2 separate regions of the Homo sapiens genome follow, and region 1 is linked to region 2. The links are chromatin loops, found by intact Hi-C in ENCODE. Cell type or tissue: HepG2. All regions are shown on one strand. Each heading gives the region's core, and the rest is flanking DNA. Links, peaks and the distances in the headings are about the cores only.

Region 1 (5,382 bases), core at 104-5,103, 150 kb after region 2:
GCACTCTGTGCGTTTCCTGTGTAAGCAGGTGTTCAGGGGTGAGTTGTATCCCTCAGAAAGATAATGTTGAAGTTCTCATCTCTGGTACCACGAATGTGACCTTATTTGGAAAAGATGTAATCAAGTTAAAATGAGGTCACACTGGATCAGGGTGGTTTGTAATCCAATGTAACTGGCATTCTTATAAAAAGAAGAGAGGAGGCCAGGTGGGGTGGCTCATGCCTGTAATCCCAGCATTTTGAGAGGCTGAGGTGGGTGGATTGCCTGAGGTCAGGAGTTCGAGACCAGCCTGGCCAACATGGTGAAACCCCATCTCTACTAAAAATACAAAAATTAAGCCGGGCACGGTGGCTCATGCCTGTAACCCCAGCACTGTGGGAGGCCGAAGTGGGCGGATCACGAGGTCAGGAGTTTGAGACCAGTCTGGCCAATATGGTGAAACCCCATTTCTACTAAAAATACAAAAATTAGCCGGGCGTGGTGGTACGTGCCTGTAGTCCCAGCTACTCGGGAGGCTGAGGCAGAAGAATCTCTTGAACCTTGGGGGCGGAGGTTGCACTGAACTGATATCATGCTGCTGCACTCCAGCCTGGGCGACAGAGCGAGATGCTGTCTCAAAAAAAAAAAAAAAAATTAGCTGGGCGTGGTGGTCTGTACCTGTAATCCCAGCTATTCAGGAGGCTGCGGCAGGAGAATTGCTTGAACCTGGGGGTCGGAGGTTGCAGTGAGCTGAGATTGCACCTCTGTACTCCAGCCCGGGTGACAGAATGAGACTCCATCTCAAAAAAAAAAAAAAAAAAAAAGACGAGACACAGACACATGTGCAGGGGAGAGCACCGTGTGAGTGTGAGGGCAGGGGTTGGAGTGATGGCTCTGCAAGCCTAGGAACAGCAAGGATTCTGACATCACCAGAGAGGGTCGTAGAACAGATTCTGTCTCCCAGCTTCTAGAAGGGACCAGCCCTGCTGACACCTGGATTTTAGGCTTCAAGCCTCCCGAACAGTGAGGAAATACATTTCTATTGTTGGGGCCATCCGGCTTGTGGCACTTGGTTACAGCAGCCCTGGGAACAGAGCAACAGAAAGAAGTAGCAGTGAGTTATGAGTTTCTGCCTACACTGAGAGACTTCAGGAATAAAACCTAATGGAAGGTACTTAGGAATATGCAGTGGGATTGTGTCCTTTTACAGAGGAGGGAACGATCCAGAGAGGTGCTCACAGCCACGCAGTGGGGGCTGGTGATAGATTTGGATCCAGAACTCAGGTCTCCTGGGCTTAGAACTTCTCTCCCTCCTAATGCTGCCTATGGGAACATATTTGAAACCTAACTGGGTTCACATTAAAGAAATGCCATAAAGTTAGGGGGCAGATGGTTTGGGTTTTTTTCCTCTCCATTTTTTGATGGGGAATGAAGGGATCACAGATCTTGACAACAAAATGGAAAGAGTTTATAGGGTTCCAGGTTGGATTGCAGTGGTGCCATCTCAGCTCACTGCAACTTCCACCTCCTGGGTTCAAGCAATTCTCCCGCCTCAGCCTCCTGAGTAGCTGGGAATATGGGCACATGCCGCCATGCCTGGCTAATTTCTTTTACATTTTAGTAGAGATGGGGTTTGGCCATGTTGCCCAGGTTGGTCTTGAAATCCTGAGCTCAAGCAGTCCACCCACCTCGGCCTCCCAAAGTGCCAGGATTACAGGCATGAGCCACCGCGCCCGGCCAGGGTTCCAGTTTTATTAGCTACATAGCCTGCAAGCAGAGAGCACGGTGGCACCAACCAACCAGGCTGTATTTGGGGACTGTCGCTTATTTTTCATGCACTTGGTGCTGAGGCTTGAATTGGTACAATAAGATGCAATACCTGCCCAACATTTCTTATTCAGGGCCTAGTTAAACCTTGAACTGGGAAGAAGCAGCCTTTGTTTGGGGGAGCGTGTTCTTCTGCAGCAGATCCTTTTGGTTGAACCATGAAATAATAAGACTCGGTTTGCACAACTGTGAATGCCCAAGTTGGCTGAATTCTTGGTACAGAGGCAGAGGGACGGGATGCCTGTCTTTGGAAATATGAACGTACTGGCTGCTTTGTTCACGATGACTCAGTGTTTGTATGACCTTGGTTTTACTAAACATCTGAAGGCACTTTTGTCAGGTGTCCTCCATTTGCCCAATGTAACCGTATTTTATTTCTGAGACACAGTCGTGCCCTTTAACACAGTCTGTTTTTCGAGGAGGAGGATTCACTTACCGCCCTTGAAAACCAAGGTCAGTCTGGGGCTGGTGATGGGCATTTGGACTGTTCCTTGGGTTCAAGGTGATTTTCTCTTACAAAGTTTTCACCCTCTGTAATTGGCCTCGGAAGACCACACATAAATAAGGAAAGACAGTTTTCTGTATGCCGGTCCTCTTCACCTCTGGACTGTGGTGGGCTGGATCTACCGTTAACCTTAGCAACTGGAGAAAGGAGTTTCTCGAGACACTGTCTGCCTACCCTGTCTTCGACTCATCTGTTCTGAGGCTTTGGGCTTCTCTCAGTGACCCTCTTTCCTAAATAATAAGTACAGGAACTGTGGGAGAAACTGGACTAAGTGTAAGTCTGAACTTGGCCTTAGAGAGGGTCTTAGTCCTGCAAGCTGCGGGGGCAGCTCTCACCCTCAGAACTTCAACCGAGGCACCTCTTACAGCATCTGCAGGGGAGGGCAAGGGACTCTCTGGAAGGGTTTCTGGAGATTTTGGTCATACGAGTAGATTCAATTACTTTGGAGCTTCCTTGGGCCATTTTTATTTTCTGTAATACCTGCTGTTTTATTTTGCTAGGCTTTCCCCCCTAGAATAAAGGCACATTCAATAATAAGAATTTTGTAGTAGCCACTACTAAATGATACTGCTCGTCAGTTTGAAGAAAAAGCTAATTGTCAGCTCTGTGTTGAGATTTCCTTTTTTTTTTTTTTTTTTTAAAAAGCAGCTTAGAGAAAATCCCTGAACATAGTCTCCTGATTGAAAAATACATTAGTGGATTTCACTGCTTTATCATTTTCTTAAAGTAATAGTTTTCCTTACTTAAAAAATTATATGTATTAAATTATATTATTTATACATATAAAATTATATAGATAATATTTATATATATATAGAGAGAGAGAGAGAGAGAGAAAGAGAACGAGAGAGATCTATTGAAACATATGGCTGAAAACATGCCCAGTGCATATTTTTTTTTTTTTTAAAGGGAGTCTCACTCTGTCATTTTAGCTGGAGTGCAGTGGCATGACCTTGGCTCACAGCAGCCTCAACGTCCCAGGCTCAAGCAATCCTCCCACCTCAGCCTCCCAAATAGCTAGGACTACAGGCTTGTGTCACTATGCCTGGCTAATTATTATTATTATTATTTTTGTAAAGATGAGGTCTCACTGTGTTGCCCAGGCTGGTCTCGAACTCCTGAGTGCATGTGATCTGCCCACCTCGGCCTCCCAAAGTGCTGGGATAGCAGGTGTGAGCCACTGTGCCTGGCCAGAATTTTTTTTTTTGTTTATAAAAGTGAAAAACAAGGATTTATTTTATGACATTTTGTAGTTGTAAAGAGCCTTATTGTTCCTTGAGTCCAGCCCTCTGCTGTGGGCCAAAGGACAGGAGTCACCTCTGACCCGGTAGGGTCATTTCTGTGAGATGACTGGTGGATTTGCTAAGATCGTATATTGATGCCCCCAAGCTACCCTTTGTATGGTGAATTTGGCCACCTACACATCAACAAGTGACTATTTCTAGCCATCCCACCGTGGCCTGCCAGCCAGCAGATCAATTTCACCAGTTTTTCCGTCTTTGTCTTTATAGCACGGTTTATTTGTGCAATCATTTGAATTGTTTATGTGCTTTGCCCTTGTTTTATTAAAATGAAAGTGACAAATTAAAAAGGTTAATAATAGGAGTTAGAAAGAGCGTAATTCTCCTAAACACATCAATTGAGAAAGAGGGAAATCAATTGGCGTGAATCTTTGGTCTTGATTGGGCGCTTGTGGGATCTACCGCTGTGAAGGGAAAGGATAGAATGAAAGGGTGTTCATGAAATGCTGTGAAGTAATTGTGGATGCTTGAGTCTGAGACATTAGGTATATTTAGAGATTTTATAATCTTTCTTTTTTTTTTGTTTTAAGTACTCTAAAAAAGGGAATAGTTCTTTATACCTAAGAGATGCACATTGTAACATGTAAGTTTTTTTCACTTTCATACATTTTACTTCCAAATTCGTTTGCAGGAAAGAATCAGAGATGGGAAAAAAGAGGAATTGTCCATAAAGACAAATTCCTCCCAAACGGGCCTGTAAGTTCCCCTCAGGCTGCAGCTCTCCCTGCTGGAGTCTGCCTGGATCAGCATTTCCTTTTCACAAGAGCAAGCACCCAGTCACCCAGTCTCCAAAATCAGCCCTTGTAGTATTTCCTGAATCTCTGAGTTCTCTTCCCAGAGCCTCAGATGGCCCAGTTTTCTGTTTCTGGATCACCCGACTTTGGTTTTCTGGGATCCCTTGCTGAACTCTGCCTGGTGTCACAGTGCGGGGCCTGTGCTCTGCTGGTGCTGTTGAGCCACTGGTAGCAGCCTCGTCTCCCACCCCTGGTGTCTGTGATCCATCCAGTTTCATCATGTCTTCCCTGCTCAAGGGCTTTTCTCTTGGCCTCTCTCATGCATCTTCTTCTTGATTTTCCTGCTTCTCATCAAGCTGGCACCTTATTTATCAGGGTCCAGCTTTAATGACACCCCTTCAGAGAGGTCTTCTCTGAGCCCTCCTGCTCGCCTTCCTGGCAACACTTAGCTCCAGGTGCATTTACACATTTATCTGTGACTTGTTCATCACGTGTCTCCTCTAAATGTAAGCTTCACAGTCAGTCTAACCCAGTGCTTGGGACAGCGCTGTGTGCAGGGGGCTCCAGAGGTTCTGCTGAGTAAGTCAATGGCGCATTCATTCTCCTGGCTTCCTAGGCGCTGACCCTGATAACTTGATAAGGGCAGAGCCAAGCTCTTGGGCCCTGTGGCCCACACCCAGCAGCATCCCACACCCTGCTTGCAGCGGCCCCACTCTTCCATCCCTGAGTTGCAGGTGCAGCGTTCACTGTCTCCAGGCTCTGTCCTGGTAGCCTGGGCACTGTCATTACTGTATCCTTTGCTCAGATGGCCTCAGTGATTGCTGCCATCCATGGAAGTGAGTTCTCATCTCCTCCCTGACTTTCCAGGCCCCATGGAGTGTGTGTTCGCCCATTTAGGCTATCTTCCCTCCAAGACGGAATCTTGTTCTGTTGCCCAGGCTGGAGTGCAATGTCGCAATCTCGGCTCACTGCAACCTCCACCTCCTGGGTTCAAGCGATTCTCCTGCCTCAGCCTCCCAAGGAGCTGGGACTACAG
Region 2 (5,382 bases), core at 267-5,266:
CGTTTATTTGTTCTGATCATGCTGAACTTTATTAATTGTGAAAAGTCTGTCAGAGGCGTTCGAACCAGAGTGACTCCATTTTGAGCAAGGGCTAGGAAAATGAGGCTGAGATTTGCTGGGCTCCATTCTCAGAAAGTTAGGCATTCCTAGCCTCTAGATGTTTACGGTTAAGGGAACAAATTAATAGTGTTTACTAAACAGACTCAGACTTGGGAGTGTCCAGGTATCCTGACATCTGGAGAACAAAGGCACTCTTAATTTTGCTTTAAAGATAATAATATCGATTCTTGCAAAATATAGTAATTAAGAAAATTAATCCTTTATCGCAAACCCTTGTAGCAGAGCACATCTCCCCATATATACAAGTATTGTACTTAGGGTGGATGCGTTCCTCCTCTTACTTTCAGGAACATCGTACTCTATCTATGGAGTAGCTGTTCTTTCACCACTTTACTTTCTTAATAAACTTGCTTTTACTTTGCACTTCGGACTCGCCCTGAATTCTTTCTTACGCGAGATCCAAGAACCCTCTCTTGGGGTCTGGATCGGGACCCCTTTCCTTTAACAACTTGGGTCTTTGGGCTTATATTTTCCTGAGTAATCTTAGAATATTGCTGATGCAAGGGACCTTTTGTAGTTCCATGTGCCCAGTTTTACAAGTAAGGAAACCAGAGAAGTGAAAAAGTTTGCTCAAGGATGTACAGCTATGTCCAGAGTGGCAGAGCAGGGAGCAAAATCCCAGCCATAGCACTGTTACGGGAAAGGGGTCCTGATCCAGAGGCCAAGAGGGTTCTTGAATCTCATGCAAGAAAGAATTCAGAGCAAGTCCATAGAGTAAAGCAAAAGCAAGTTTATAAAGAAAGTAAAGGAATAAAAGAATGGCTATTCCATAGACAGAGCAGCTGCGAGGGCTGCTGGCTGCCCATTTTTATAGTTATTTCTTGATGATATGCTAAACAAGGGGGGGATTATTCATGCCTCCCCTTTTTAGACCATATAGGGTAACTTCCTGACATTGCTGTGGCATTTATAAACTGTTGTGGTGCTGGTGGGAGTGTAGCAGTGAGGAGGACCAGAGGTCCCTGTGGTGGCCATCTTGGTTTTGGTGGGTTTTGGCCAGCTTCTTTACCACAAAGTGTTTTATCAGCAAGGTCTTTGTGACCTGTATCTTGTGCTGACCTCCTGTCTCATCCTGTGACTTAGAATGCCTTCACCGTCTGGGAATGCAGCCCGAGTAGATCTCAGCCTTATTTTACTCAGCTCCTATTCAAGATGGAGTTGATGTGGTTCAAACACCTCTTACAGCACCACCCACATGATGTGTTTGAATTGAACCAGGAAGGAAAAGTGCTTGTTTCTGTAGCTCTGGTTCCATTCATATATCCAACAAATATTTGCGAGAGATCTGTCTGGTGAGGTCCTGAGCTTCCAATGACACAATGTACAAATTGAAATCAAAATCGGTAAGAATCTTAGAATTCTTCCAATTCTAACATACTGTGACTCAGCCAGAGATACTCTGACTCAGCCACTTAGTTTATTCATTCATTCATTCATTCAGTTCCTTCATGTTGCAAACACTTATTAGACATTTCCTACTTACTACTGCAAATCTCTGCACAACAAAAGTATTTTTAAGACCCGATCTGAGTCACTTATATCAAGGAACATTCCATATAGATTTTTCTTAGCAGCAGCAGTCTTTGGATGTTTTATCCTAACAAAATTTGATTTTTAAAGGCATATAACTCGTTCATTTTCCTTTTTTTTTTTTTTTTTGAGACATAGTCTCACTGTGTTACCCAGGCTGGAGTGCAGTGTTGCAATCTCGGCTCACTACAGCCTCCGCCTCCCAGTTCAAGCGAGTCTCCTGCCTCAGCCTCCCAAGTAGCTGGGACCACAGGTGCGTGCGACCACGCTCGGCTAAATTTTTTTTTTGTATTTTTAGTAGAGACGACGTTTCACTATGTTGGCCAGGGTGGTCTTGAACTCCTGACCTCGCGATCCGCCCGCCTTGGCTTCCCAGAGTGCTGGGATTACAGGCGTGAGTCACCGTGCCCAGCCTCATTTTCTTTGTAACTGGTTGCTTTAGGTCTCCAGCCAACTTTATATGCGAGATTTTAAAAAAATGCTATCAAACTCTAGTGTAAGGATTTGCTTCAGTTTTAGGTCTATGTTAAGCATGCCTTTTAGAGGACAGTGGTAAACATTGGTTTACTTGGCTAGGTAAAGCATCTGTTTTCAAGGTCTTGATCTAACCACATACCCCACAGTCACTTGTTCCTGGCCTTTGTTGTTATCTCTATTTGCTCAGAAATGTCCACAATCCTAAAGTCTGCTGTAAATTTCACATGGTTATTGCATTACCTTCTACTACCATGCTGCAAACACCAATTTGAAGGAGTGGCGTGAGAAAACAACTAAAAGTATTTATCCTGCTGTTCTTTGCATTTTCTTTGTTCTGTTGCATCGTGATATCTGGCTATCGGATTTCATAGAAAAGTAGAAACAGCCGAGGGCACTGTTTTTGTAATTTCATATTAAACTCATTTCCTTGAAAATCTGGCTTGAGATGAGTGTTCTTCAGACTTCTCTTCCATTTTGGTATGTTTCCTTTTTCTTTTCTCATGCAGCCTATGTCTAGTTTTTCAAGCACATTGAAGTTGAATATATTTTTGTTTTAGTATCAGAAGGCACAGCTGCCGTGGACTAACCCTAACGAGCCTCCCTCTGTCACCCATCAGTGTCTCACGCAGCAGTTCCTGACCATCAAAGTGTGCTCTGTGCTAAGTACTCTGCTGGATGATTTGGCTTGAATTTCTCAATAAATACACCTACTTACCCTAAGAGGCAGTTAATATTATTCCCATTTGACTGATATGGAAACTGAGGCTGAGAAAGTGGAAGCAATTTTTAAGTCAAGTCACACAATGTAAGTGGTGAGCAGGACCCAAGGTTGTGTTTATATGATTTTGAAATTTTGTTATCGACCCTACTTATGAGCCCTGCTTTATTTCTCCATTATAGACATCCCATTTTGTTTTTCTTTTAAACTGAGACAATGGCAAAATAAAAACAGGGGAGTGTTTTATGTATCATTTTCACTGGACCGGTATTTTCTGTGTTTTTCAGAACACTAGCCAGCAAGCTCCTAAAAAACAAACATTAAATTAATTTGGTCAAAACTGCACATTATATCCTTTTCTAGGAGATACTGTTTTATTTTATTTCCTTTTCTCAAATTTCCATTTGACTACATAACCTTTTTATCTTCAAATGCCTTTAAAAGCACAAATTGGGAAAGGTTTCAGTTAAAAGACAAGTGAAGAATTTGGTATTATACAACTAAATTTTTAAAAATAAAAAAAAGAAAAGTGGCCAGGCACGTGGCTCACGCCTGTAATCCCAGCACTTTGGGAGGCCGAGGCAGGTGGATCATGAGGTCAGGAGTTCGAGACCAGCCTGGCCAACGTGGTAAAACCCTATCTCTACTAAAAATACAAAAATTAGCCAGACGTGGTGGCGGGCGCCTATAATCCCAGCTACTTAGGAGGCTGAGGCAGGAGAATCGCTTGAACCCATGGGGCGGAAGTTGCAGTGAGCGGAGATCGCACCACTGCACTCCAGCCGGGGCGACAGAGTGAGACTCCGTCTCAAAAATAAATAAATAGATAAATAAATAAATAATAATAATAAAAGGCCAGGTGCGGTGACTCATGCCTGTAATTCCAGCTCTTTTGGGAGGCTGAGGCGGGCGGATCACCTGAGGTCGGGAGTTCGAAACCAGGCTGACCAACATGGAGAAACCCCGTCTCTACTAAAAATACAAAATTAGCCAGGCGTGGTGGCGCATGCCTGTAATCCCAGCTACTTGGGAGGCTGAGGCAGGAGAATTGCTTGAACTCGGGAGGCAGAGGTTGTGGTGAGCCAAGATCGTGCCATTGCATTCCAGCCTGGGCAACAAAGGCAAAACTCCATCTTAAAAAAGAAAAAAAGAGAAAAGAAAAGGAAAAAGGAAAACAGAATCTTCTGAAGCCCCCTAGAGATGGCAGCCTCCTGCTTCATTCTGTCTTCACTTCAAAATTCTGTTTTTATTCTTTACCTGGACTCCTCCAAGACCAGGAATATCAGTGCCCTGTTTCTTATCTCCTCCCCAGAGGCCTTCGTTTTTTGATCCAAGTCCTGGCTACATTTTGTGCCATCTGTGCGCTCTGGGTACGTTATGCTCCTTGAGGGGAGGAACTGGGTTTTAACATCTTTGTGACCTTATAGTGGCCACAGTAGCTACTTAGGAAATGCATGAATGAACTGCGTTTTGAGCAGAAGAACAAATACATTACGTGGATCTGTTTTTCTGAGTTAACTCTAGCCAAGTGATTAACCCCCTCTTTGGGTGACAGTGAGAAATTTGAGAAGCTGCAGTAACTCATTTATATCACTAGGGTTCCATTTGGAAAATGATACCTCCTGTTGTCTCATTTAATTAGTAATTGTGTTTTCAGTTCCAATTGAAAGCCTCAGAAGAAAGGATAGTAATAAACTGTGGTGTATGGTATTATTATTGTTATCTAATTATATTTACTATTGTGACAGTTTTCCATTGAGGTACTTTTGAAGAAGGAACTTGTCAATGTTATCTCATAGGCTTCTCTCTTGTTCCTCCTTTACCTCTCCATGTATTCTAAACTCCAGTATTAAGTATGAGCCTCTTTTATAGATATGTAAATTGATGCACACAGTTTTGTTGTTTGTTTGTTCTTAACAACATGGCCTAAAGTTGTTTGGTAAGTTCATTCTGGATCTAGAGATTGATTCACCAGTCTTTTCAGAGATGTCACTCACACATTGGCAAAGGCAGTGGGGGAACCAAGGGAATGATGCCCCAACAAGAGGTTGGAAGATGTGGGAGCTGCTTTGGCTCTGCAATTTACTTGTTGCATGGCTTTGGACAGGCCATCCTTCCATCCATTCATCCATGCATTTTATTCATCCATTGAGCATTTCATGGAATTCACTAGATTGGATAGTCCATCCATCCATCCATCCATCCATCCATCCATCCATCCATCCATCCAACATTTCATGGAATCCTCTAAATTGGACAGTCCATCAATCCATCCATTCATTCATTCATCAAACATTCCATAGACTCCTCTAGGTTGGACAGTCCATCCATGCATCCATCAGTCATTCCATGGAATTCATTGGATGGAACAGACCATCCATCCATTCATCCATCCACTTATTCATCCACCAAGCATTTCATGGAATCCACCGGGAATCCTCCATTCTGTGGAGTCCCACCAGGCTAGATGTTGGTATTACAAAGATGAATAGGACATTGTCCCCATTCTCAAGGAACTTCCTGTTTAGGATGTGGAT

The links. Peaks named below come from ENCODE experiments on the same cell type or tissue, not always from the same donor. Only the 100,000 strongest peaks of a DNase experiment are listed, where the experiment ranks them.
Region 1: it touches region 2 in a loop (15-fold over the local background); 1 of 110 quality-filtered maps calls a loop at or near these places.

Annotation. Positions count from the first base shown.
Region 1 is chr14:89,388,059-89,393,440 of GRCh38, reverse strand. All of the region lies in intron 2 of FOXN3 (forkhead box N3), which reads left to right. Among named protein-coding and RNA genes, the nearest start is that of FOXN3, 26 kb to the left of the region's middle. RefSeq lists an enhancer at 1,192-1,692. In HepG2, for the core only: a CTCF peak has its summit at 4,326; a DNase peak (open chromatin) is centred at 2,090; H3K4me3 peaks cover 495 bases.
Region 2 is chr14:89,537,135-89,542,516 of GRCh38, reverse strand. It overlaps a transcript of FOXN3 not described here. Among named protein-coding and RNA genes, the nearest start is that of FOXN3-AS2, 36 kb to the left of the region's middle. In HepG2, for the core only: a CTCF peak has its summit at 4,408; a DNase peak (open chromatin) is centred at 2,306.